Linked DNA regions of Mus musculus: region 2 is linked to region 1. Evidence: chromatin loops called from intact Hi-C (ENCODE). Cell type or tissue: left cerebral cortex. All regions are shown on one strand. Links, peaks and the distances in the headings refer to the core of each region. The heading gives the core; the rest is flanking DNA. Region 1 holds the start of Gm39270. Region 2 holds the start of Banp (BTG3 associated nuclear protein).

Region 1 (5,370 bases), core at 271-5,270:
AGAAACTCCAGCCCAGGGATAACACCATGCACTAATGACTGGGCTTTCCCCTCATCAATCACTAATTTACAAAATGCCCTATGGCTGGATCTTATGGGGGCAGCATTTTCTCAGTTGAGGTTCCTTCCTTTCAGGTGACTCTAGCTCATGTCAAGTTGACGAAAGAAAGAAAGAAAGAAAGAAAGAAAGAAAGAAAGAGAGAGAGAGAGAGAGAGAGAGAGAGAGAGAGAGAGAGAAGAAAAGAAAATCCCATCCAGCACACCTGGGGACAGGAAAGAGGATGTGAGTATGGGAGAAATGGGCCAGGGACACCAGGCCATAGGAGGCGGGGCACCAGGAGTGTAGCTTTTATCTTGTGGCTGAAGAAGCCACTGCAGGAGTTGCTGAAATTGGGTTCTAAATGAAGCAAGAGTGAGAAGAGGGGACTTTGGTATTAACTCAGGCAAGAGCCAGGGATGGAGAGCATAGAGAACAGGAGGGAAGTTCAGAATCCATCTGGAAGGCCGACTCGTTCCCCAGTTCATCTCCCCAGCCTCTACTGATTGCATTTCTGCGGTGGCCACCAACATCTTATGAAGTGTTTGTCTGACCATCTCAGAGCTCTGTATGACTCAGAGACACAGAACTGACAGAATGAGTGTGTATGTGGTTGCGAGCCTTCATGTGGTTGTGAGGAATTGAACTTAGGACCCCTGCTCACTCCAGTCAACCCTGCTCTCTCAGTCCCTGCTCGCTTACTATAAATAAGTACACTGTAGCTGTCTTCAGACATACCCAAAGAAGGCGTCAAATCTCATTATGGGTGGTTGTGGGTCACCATGTGGTTGCTGGGATTTGAACTCAGGACCTTTGGAAGAGCAGTCAGAGCTTTTACCCGCTGAGCCATCTCGCCTATTTTATATTTTTATATAAATTGAATATTATGCAGCTTGCACTGCCATGCTAACTACTCAAGTCTGGTCTCTTAGTTACTGCTCTATTGCTGTCAAAAAGCACCACAACCAAGGCACTCCTTATAAAAAGGAATCATTTAATTAGGGGCTCACAGTTTCAGAGATTAGTCAGTCCATCATCATGGAGGGGAGCATGGTAGCATGCAGGTGGACAATGTCTAGTTTTAGACCCCATTATAAGGGACCAAGGTGCATATTTTACATAGCTAAGCAGACCTGGCAACTCCCCTGGCCTCAGTCCTTGGGGTCAGTGAGCTCGCGGGCAAGCAGCTTCCCAGTAAACCTGGCTTGAATAAGATCTAATCTGGCTTGATTCGGCTCATTTCACTGGGTAGCTTGAGCAGTTGGTGTTAATTTTCTTCCAGAGGTGGGAGGCCAGCGTGGCCTAATCCTGGCTTGCAGATGGCTGCTTTCTCACTGTCTCCTCAGATGGTGGTGGTGGTGGTGTATGAAAAGAGATATACATATATACATGCACACATACATAGGAGAGAGGGGGGAGAGAGAGGGAGAACCTTCTGTCTGACCTGATTGGCAGCCACCTTTAATCCCAGCACTAGCATGATCTCTCAAATAGCTCTCCTTGGTATCTATTGAAGGACACCAATCTATGAGATCCAGACCCCACCTTTATACCCTCACGGAGAGGCTCTGCTTTGAAATCCATACCAGCTTGGTGCTAGGACTTCACATGTAAGTAACTTGGAGGGTGGGCGGCATAGTTCAGTCGCATTATGGAGTCAAAAGTATTCGACTTGTCATGACTGGCGCCTTCCTAGGCGTCCTCGGTGTTTGTAGCATGTGTCTGAACTTCATCCCTTTCTGTGGCCCAATTAATGCAGGACTGTAAGACCAGAACTCCCCCCCCCCCTTATATCAGTTTATGGGCATCCGGGTGGTTTCACTTTGAGGAAGACAGGCAGCCCCTAACCAGTAAGACCAAGATCAGATTCAAAATTTGCAAGGGGTCAGTACCTAATGATCTCCGTACCTTTTATCAGGTCATGGGGGGGGGGGGGGGTTGGACTTCGGGCTCCAGCAGCTGAGCCCCATCTGGGTAGTAGGAGGGGACTGAAAAATGACCCAATCAGTTTAAGTCCTCCCCAGGGAGGTTACACTGGGTCACGGTAATTTAACGATGCCAGAGATGTTTAGCGTCACAGAAACAGGTAAGAGGATCTAAATCCTTCAACTCCAAAATCTTTTTTTTTTTTTTGAGGGTACCAGGGCCTCGCACATACTTGGCAGGTGCTGTCTCAACCTCAGAGCTACACTCCAGCCCCCAAAACACTTTTGGTCAAGTATTGATTTTTTTTTTTCCGAGACAGGGTTTCTGTGTAGCCCTGGATGTCCTGGAACTCACTCTGTACACCAAGCTGGCCTCGAATTCTGAAATCCGCCTGCCTCAGCCTCCCAAGTGCTGGGATTAAATACAGCCCGGCAAAATATTGATATTTAATAAGGCAGAAAGTTCGTGCCCTGAAGAAACGAATGCTAAGTTTTCAGACCCTGGAAGTGTCCACTCGCACTCACCAAGAGCCTCAAAGGGCTTTCCCTTTCCGGCACGCATCCCGCCTGCTCCTCATCTGATCTCATCCCAAGCAACTACCACGAAGAGCCACCGACTGCGCACGCGCCGCCAGGAGGCCCGCTAGAGGGCGGGGTCGACCTCGGTGAGCCTGCGCAGTAGCAGAGCCTTGGGAGCGCGCGCCGCGGAGGCGAGGCCGGCGGAGGCCGGAAGGAAGTGCGGAAGAGGGCGGGGCTAGCGAGGGAAGCCCGCCGGTTCGCAAGACGGCCGTCGCGGCCTGATGACGTTGCACAATGGCCGGCCCCCGCGGGTAGTGGAGCCCGTTTGTTCCGCCCGCGTCGTGCCCAAAGCCGGAGCCAGTGAGGAGCGAAAAGGCTGAGGAACGTCTCGTCCACGCTGCCCCCACCACAGCGGAGCCGTGGCCGCCTCCCGTCTTCGCGTTGAGGTAAGCTGGGCCGGCGGGCGGCGGGGAGAAGGCCGCCCCAGCGGCGGCGGGAGCGAGGCCCCGGAGCCCGGCGCCGCCTCCCGAGCTCTCGGGCGCGCCCCCGGCTGTGCGCAGCCGCGGGCCGAAGCGCGGGCCGGGACAGCGGGCAGGCGCGAGCCCGCTGCGGCCTGGGACGTCCGGGCGGGTGCCGTGGCGCGCCGCGGTCTGCCGTGGTGAAGTTGCTTTTCCTGAAGCTGTCATTTTCCCTTCCGGGCCACTCGGCGTGGCACATGTTCGCCGCCCACAAAGGGGAGCGGATCGCGCAGGTTGGCTCGGGAGGAGGCCCGCTTGGACTCTCGACGGGCTCTGCAGGGAACTTTGAACTCTCTGGAGCCTCCTGCAACTTGCTCTCGCAACTTCAAGCGAGCACAGGTTGGACGGACCCACTGTGCTCCAAGAGTCCCGGGTCGCTTAGGAAGTGTGACCTCCTCGCCTCTTGGACTGTGAGCTTAGAGATGCCATTTCTTTAGTGTAAAGTAGCCAGGCGATTGTAGTGCTAGAAGGAAATTAAACTAAGACCTATAGTCTCGCCCCTACTAGATACTTAGTTTCCCGTATACTTTTGACAGCTGAGTTTACCGGGCACAATAGCTGTTTCAAATGAGCTTTTTCTTGGCACTTATTAACAAGAGTAATCTTCAGACCCATTTGAGGGTAGTAGAAGAAGGCATTTGTTTCTTCTTCATCACATTACCTATCCCAAGGCAGAGGTTGAGATTCTCTGTCCCTAGGCTAGTTCCCATTTCCCAGCCCCCTGAGAGGAGAATGCGAATGATCTGAACACGTTTGAAGCCAGCCAGTTCTGGAACCAATCAATATGTCCCCAAAGCTGAAACTCCTCTCTAGTCGTAGATGGGGAATGCTCAAACATTTTAAGAGCACTTCGGATTTACTTCCTGAACACTCAGCAGGTAAGTTTGCTTTGCTCATCTCCAAAGAGATAGCTTGTCATCTGCAGACCATCCCAAGGAGACCATCTCCTTACCGAAGAGTTTTTGCAGAGCTTAAGTCACTTTGCGGGTGGTGTTTTCAACATCCTGACATTCTTGCTCTATACATGGATGGAGCTATGAATAAGTTTTTTTAACCAGGCATAACAGAACTTAGACATCAACATAGGCTCTGCTCTGCTAAACTTCATCTCCCACAGCTGAGTATGGTGGCCCACACCTTAATCCCAGAACTTGGGGGGAAGCAGAAGCGAGGGGGTCTCTTAGTTCCAGCTAGCTTGGTCTACATAGTGAGTTCCAGGACAGCCAAAGCTACAAAGTGAGACCTTGGTTCAAAGGAAAAGTCGTTTTCCAGAAGTTGTATTTGTGTGTTATCGAGCCTCCTTAACAAAACCTACTTGGAACACGTTTCTCAGTAGTAGGCCAGTCAGTGGTGACCAAGTCTTTAATCTCAGAACGCAAGAGGCAGAGGCAGAGGCAGGTATATCTCTATTGGTTCGAGGCTAGTCAGGGCTACGATGAGAAACCCTGCCCCCCTCCCCAAGTCATACCCCATGTTTGCCCAAGAGTTGTTTTAACCTGAATTGGTAAATTCACCAGGCCAGGCTATTAAGTAGCTTGTAGCAGTTGCTGAAAATGACCCAGCTGTGAGGAGACCACGACATAACTGTTCTGTCAGTAGTAGAGTGGTTGGAGTCAGTTTGGCCTTCCTGAGCTGCTGCTGACACAAGAGCAGAACGCTGCTCTGGAGTTCTGTTACAATGTTTTACAAACAGGCAACTTTATTAGATCTCTTTCTAGTATGCAACAGGTGGTTCCTGGATTCATGGGGTTTTGTCGTTTAGTCAAGCATTTTCCAGTATGTCAAATGCAGCTGGGGACAGAGATATTGAAAGACTGTCATTCCACCCCTGAACAGGTTCACCATTGTGGATAGGAGGACTAAAGGTTAGTTCTAAACTTTGTGAGAGTCCTGCACTACTGGGTTAGTGGGTAAGAAGATTGTAAACATTGTAGCTGGGCTGGAGGATCCCCGGATTCACAGCTTATATGTAGCACATGAGTTCCCTGCAGCCAGCAGAGGGTAGCACACAGAATTAGTCTTTTTTTTTTGTTTTGTTTTTGTTTTTGTTTTTGTTTTTGAAGACAGGGTTTTTCTGTATAGCCCTGGCTGTCCTGGAACTCACTTTGTAGACCAGGCTGGCCTCGAACTCAGAAATCCGCTGCCTCTGCCTCCCGAGTGCTGGGATTAAAGGCGTGTGCCACCACCACCGAGCGGCAGAATTAGTCTTAACAGAGAATACTGATACCTAGAGAGACAGTGGACCTTTTTGGAGCATGGCTGGAGATCAGTCCCTCTACTGATTTCCCAGTATGGGCTTTTGGAAACAAGATCCCAACTTATAACAGCCTTCAAACAAACTATTGGAGTTTGTGTGCTGCAGTTAGATGGAC
Region 2 (5,370 bases), core at 275-5,274, 430 kb before region 1:
CGGGTCATCCCAGTTACTGGGGAAATCGGAGGCAGGAAGCTTAAGGTCAGCCTGGGCTCCCGGACAAAACGTTGTCTCCAAAGGAGAGCCTGCCAGACTACCTGGGTGTGATGGTTTGCATATGCTTGGCCCACGGAATGGCACTATTAGGAGGTGTGGCCCTGTTGGAGTAGATTTTGCCAAAGTGCGTGTGGGCTTTAAGACCCTCATCCTGGCAGCCTGGAAGTCAGTCTTCAGCTAGTAGCTTTCGGATGAAGATGTAGAACTCTCAGCTCTGCCTCAGTGGGTTTGACCCATGGGACCCGGGTGGTGGAAGGTGAGAACTGACTCTCTGTCATGTCCACGGGGTGCCACGGTACTCCAACAACCCCCACAGCATGCACACAGAGTAAATGAACATAGCTTTAACAATCCAGGGCATCAAAACAAAGAGGGTTGGGAAATGGCAGGCTTGGCAAAGTGCATGTCCTGTAGGCACGCGGAACTAAAGTTGAGCCCCAGAAGGCACAAATCAATGGTGCCACCCGTGGTGGGGTGGGCTTGTGATCCCAGAGCTGGGGAAGCGGAGACAAGTGGATCACTGGGGCTCACTGGACAGTCAGTCTCACCTACCCTGCAAGCTGCAGGTCCCATTGAGAGACTGTGGTTTAAAATTCAAGGTGGGCAGCTGCCGAGGGACATGCATGTTGCACGCATGCGCACACATCAGCCTCCCGGTTCTGAACTCTGGCTCTGATTAGTGTACTCTCTGGTTGAGATCTAAACTGTATTAGCACTCGGACTCTCATTCAGCCCTTCATTGCTGCCTACTGGTGCCAACCCACCCTTTCCCCACCATCCACTCATCTGCTTGATGGTTGCACTAAATACATTTGAAGTCCTGGGATGGAGGAGACGGCAACGCCAGGGGTGAAAGGGAGGTTAAGGGGGATGTTAGGGTGACATGCTGGGGATGACGTCACCATTACTCTGTTTTTCCGTGCGGTCAGGCATTCATGTTCAGAACTCTCACAACTACAGTTTTAAAATCTGGGCCCAATTGAGGGGCGGTGGGAGGAGATAGTACAACTCTCTAAGAGTTTCTGGCCAAGTTCCTCGTAGTTCCTCTGGGCTTAGCTTTCTTTCTTTTTATTTTAAAGATTTATTTATTTATTTCATGTATGTGGGTACACTGTCACTGTCTTCAGACACACCAGAAGAGGGCATTGGGTTCCCATTACAGATGGTTGTGAGCCATCATGTAGTTCCTGGGGTTTGAACTCAGGACCTCTGGAAGAGCAGTCAGTGCTTTTTTTTTTTTTTTTTTTTTTTTCCCCAAATGAGACAGGGCTTCTCTGTATAACTCTGGCTGTCCTGGAACTCACTCTGTAGATTGGGCTGGCTCGAACTCAGAAATCTGGCTGCCTTTACCTTCCAAGTGCTGGGATTAAAGGTGTGCGCCACCACTGCCCAGCAGGTCTCATTTTAACAGCACAGTTCTAGGTTGAAATCTTCAAGACAATCCTGAGGTAAAGTGGCACAGGATCAAACCCCAGACAGAGCACAGTGGTTTAGAAGGGCTGTCCCAAGGTTGCCCAGCTGGTAGCTGCACTGAGTCATGGCTTTATTATCGGCACAGGGGAACGGGCAGGAAACAGGTTTTTGTTTTGTTTAGTTTTCTAAGTGAAAATAACTCCTGTAATCCCGGTTTGTAGGATTGCTCACTGCGAACATGCAGAAGGGGACAGCCTGGAAAGGAACACTGACGACAGACCAGGTGCAGAGAACCATTAGTGGCATTTCTGGCAACAAATGCACATCGATGCTGCATAGCTCCTATTGCATGATACGTAAGCATGTCACATATAATCTCTATCACAGTGACAGTGTCCCCACGACCAGCTTGTCCATAAGGAAGTCAGGCAACTTTCCAGACAATGCCACTGAACGAGCCCGGAACGTCTGAGACCGATGCCAGGTAGAGTAGGTAGGACGGGTTTGGGAGCGTACAGCCCATTTGAGCCGCTGACACTACAAGTCCCAGCAGCCCTCAGGGCAGGGAAGGCATGGGGCAGCCAGAATCCGGATGGACTACAAATCCCAGCAGGCAAATCATGGCCGCAGAGACTACCAGTCCCAGGACGCATCGTGCCACACACAGCGCACACTGGGATTTGTAGTCGTCAGGGCAGCGTTAGTGTGTTCACACCCATCAAAGAGGACGTACATTCCTCAGATTGAACACTGGAGGATTTACTGCTTTAGCAAGTAACATGGACGTGAGATGGGGAAGTAAGGGCCCAGCGAGTCAACTCTCGGAGCAGGGGAGGACAACTGCGCATGCTCGTTGGAGTCCGTCGGCGAAAGCGCGCGCCAGAGGCGCCCAGAGCAGGCCCCGCCCCCTTCCCGACCGGCCCCGCCCTTGAGCCGGGAGCCCAGGGAGCCTGCGCTGAGGGCGGGGCGCAGGCCGTGGGGAGGCGCTCGCGGCGCCTGCGCAGAGCGGCTGCTTCTCTCGCGAGGACGGACGCCATTATCGCAGCTCCCCGACAAACACCACGAGAATTCCGCAGCCCACACGGTAATTGCAGCTCCCGCAGCCGGTCGCGCCTCCACTCCCCCTTCCCGCGGGGCGAGAGCGAGAGCGAGAGCGAGATCTCCGGCCGCCCCCGCCCCGCCCCGCCGCCAACCGTCGCCAACGGCCACGGGGCCGCACGCCGGGCTGGGCGGGGGCCGGCGGGCCGCGGGATGTCCGCGCGTCGCCTCCGCGCCTCCACCCGCCGGGGCTGCGGGACCCGGGAAGCGAGCGAGCGAGCGGGCGAGCGGCCGAGGCCCGGCGGCCGTGCTCGCGTGCGTTCGGCTCCGGGGCCTCGGCGCCTCCCGGGCCCGCGCCCGGCGCTCCTGTCACGGGCTCGGCGCGCGGGCGCTGTGGCCCTGGCTCGGCCGCCCAAGTCTCTCAGGACTGAGCCTCGCGCGCTGCGCCCGGGCCCCGCGCGCCGCCCCGCCGCCTAGGTGGCCCCATCTCCCGGCCGTTGTTGGCGCTATGCCCCGGTAACCGGGTGACTTCGCCCTGGTTGGCGCGTCCGCCCGCCTCTGCTCTGCTCTCTGTTGACATCGGGGCCGAGACTGGTGCTCGCTTCCCCACCTAGCGTCACGTCCCCGTCCCGCACAGCCTGGCTCTTTTTTTTCCTTGTTACTTGTGGTGGCCTTTGTTTCTCTGCTCCTGGTGACATTGTAACTTCTCGGAGATAGTGTGGAACCTCCGGCTTCCCTCTACCTCCTCTCTGCCTTTCTTCTAATCTGGGTTGGGGACGCTTTAGGCGGGTGCAGGTAGGTCCCGAGGTCTTTCTTTCGCTGCACGCCTGGTCAGCTCAGGACGCAGTGTTTCAGTCAGCTTTCTTCTTGAGTCCCCAGGGAGCCTCTGCCAAGGACTTCCTTTCTGGTAACTGTTTCCTCCCTGGACCGGCCTAAGGTCTTCTTGGCATTGGAACAGGTCTGCCCTTCGCAGGTATGCTCGGTAGGCGTGTCCTCGAGCGCTGGGAGATTGTCCCAAGAGCCTTTCTTAAAGTCGTTAGAGAGTTTGTCGCCCTCCCCCCCACCCCCGCCCCATTTGGGCACACTACTTGAGTTTCTTTATCTTTCTATTCCTTTTTGATTTTCATTCCAGGAAAGAACTTCAGTTTATCTTTCACCCCAGTGGCGCAGGACTTTTAATTCCAAGCACTTAGGAGACAGAGGCAGGTGGATCTTTGCCAGTTTGAGGCAACCTCGTTTACATAGTGTTTACATAGGCAACCTCCCCTATCTCGGGGAGGGGGCCGGCGAATCCACCATCAGAATTGTAGTTTCTGAGCAGGGCATAGAGAGGTACACACCTCTAGCCCCAGCACTTGGGAGGCAGAGGCAGGCGGATCTCTTAAGTCTGACACCATCCTGCTCTACAGAGTGAGTTCTAGGACAGCCAGAACTACACAGAGAAACCTTGTCTTGAAAAACGAAACAAACAAAAAAAAATTTCTGAATGTATTTGTTCTTTTCCTTTTGTTCAGTAGTTTGTTTCATGAATATGTTTTCTCTTTCAGGCTGAGAAAACTATTAGGGGTTCTTTTCAGTTCTCTTATCTGACTTCTTGTTTATCACTTTTGGGGGGTGGGTGGTAAATGTTAGCTTCTTGCTTTGGATGGCAGGTCCTCCAATAGTGCTAATTATTATTGCTTAAACCTTAGACTTTAAGGTAAGAGGAAACTGGCAGGGGGCCCTGGGTCTGTGGAGAGGGGTTTAAAAATGGTTTTCCCCACTAGTGTCTGGGAGAGGTTGTTACCTCAAGACTTGGAGGACCACATAACAGACACCTTATATCTGGGCTGTTTATGCATCTTCCAGGGTCTGTCTCCCTTTGCTTGGAAGCTGTTTTGCTTGTCAGGGGTGGCTGTGGAGACTGCTGAGGGCCAGGTGGGGCCTGGAGCCCCACTCCTGTGTCCTGCAAGCTATCTAGATCCTCTGTCAGAAGTTTAAGTCTTTGGCTGTGCTCTATTTTCTTGTGAGCTGATTGTACTGTAGTAAGTATTTTAGTGGGGTAAGTGGAGATTGTTTACAAGGCCACTCATCTTGAACAGGAATTTCAAAGCCTGTTGTCTTCATTCAGACAATTTGTCTCCTTCCATTTTTTGCTCTTTGTGACGGATGTGTGCCAGAACATGGTGTCTGGCTGCCTCCAGTTGACTGGGTGGTCCTTTGGTAGGGTACCGGGATGCAGAGGACTGGTCCCACACTGAGATTAGGATGCAGAGGACTGGTCCCACACTGAGATTAGGCACTTGATTTGACTTGTCTGGTGAGCTCTGAGTTTAGCCTCTTCACTTTGTTGCTGGGCTAGTGCAAGTAGCTAGCATATTATGCATGGTTCATTGATCCCGAGGTGCGCAGTGCAGTGTTTGCCGCGCCCATAGCACAGGGATAGCGAGGCGCTGTTTTGGGCTGGCACCCTTGCCCAGGGCCTTGCAGCAGAGTCCACAGCAACCCACACTTCATGAGCATTCTGAGGTCCACCTGCAGAGTTAGTCTGTGGTTAAGAATTTCAGAGAAACTGAATGAGCTTCCTCTTCCCCTTCATTTTCTCTCTTGGCTAACAGGAAGGTTACCTAGATTATAAAGACCATACACACGTTTCAATGTCCCACTGACATCTTTTGTTTGTTTTGTTTCAGGATGTAATTCAAGACTCCATACTCTAGTTGTCATATCTCCTCCAGTCTGCTATTTTCGTTATCCCAAAGTATCCAGTGTTTATAAGTTTTGGCAGGAAAAACGTGCAGTTTCTGGAAAAAGCCCAGCAGATACTGTAGTGTTTGTTGGATTGAGGCTATGTGGTCAATAGAGACACTGATATCAAAT

What was found. Hi-C counts contacts between places; a loop is a spot of excess contacts. Peaks named below come from ENCODE experiments on the same cell type or tissue, not always from the same donor. Only the 100,000 strongest peaks of a DNase experiment are listed, where the experiment ranks them.
Region 2: it touches region 1 in a loop (10-fold over the local background); 2 of 42 quality-filtered maps call a loop at or near these places.

The regions. Positions count from the first base shown.
Region 1 is chr8:122,373,875-122,379,244 of GRCm38, forward strand. It overlaps Gm39270, which reads right to left and starts at 3,210. Exons shown (of 2, transcript XM_030243895.1): 1 at 2,487-3,210. The coding sequence starts at 3,197. The coding sequence ends at 2,559. It overlaps Zc3h18 (zinc finger CCCH-type containing 18), which reads left to right and starts at 2,742. Exons shown (of 18, transcript NM_001029994.1): 1 at 2,742-2,926. In left cerebral cortex, for the core only: a CTCF peak has its summit at 2,604 (motif pointing right); DNase peaks (open chromatin) are centred at 1,343, 1,637, 2,664 and 3,154; H3K4me3 peaks cover 2,290 bases; H3K27ac peaks cover 1,044 bases.
Region 2 is chr8:121,948,092-121,953,461 of GRCm38, forward strand. Banp (BTG3 associated nuclear protein) reads left to right here and starts at 2,401. Exons shown (of 14, transcript NM_016812.4): 1 at 2,401-2,557. Gm27011 (predicted gene, 27011) reads right to left here and starts at 2,554. Exons shown (of 1, transcript NR_169031.1): 1 at 1,587-2,554. In left cerebral cortex, for the core only: CTCF peaks have their summits at 2,489 and 3,122; DNase peaks (open chromatin) are centred at 2,076, 2,402 and 3,112; H3K4me3 peaks cover 2,486 bases; H3K27ac peaks cover 1,736 bases.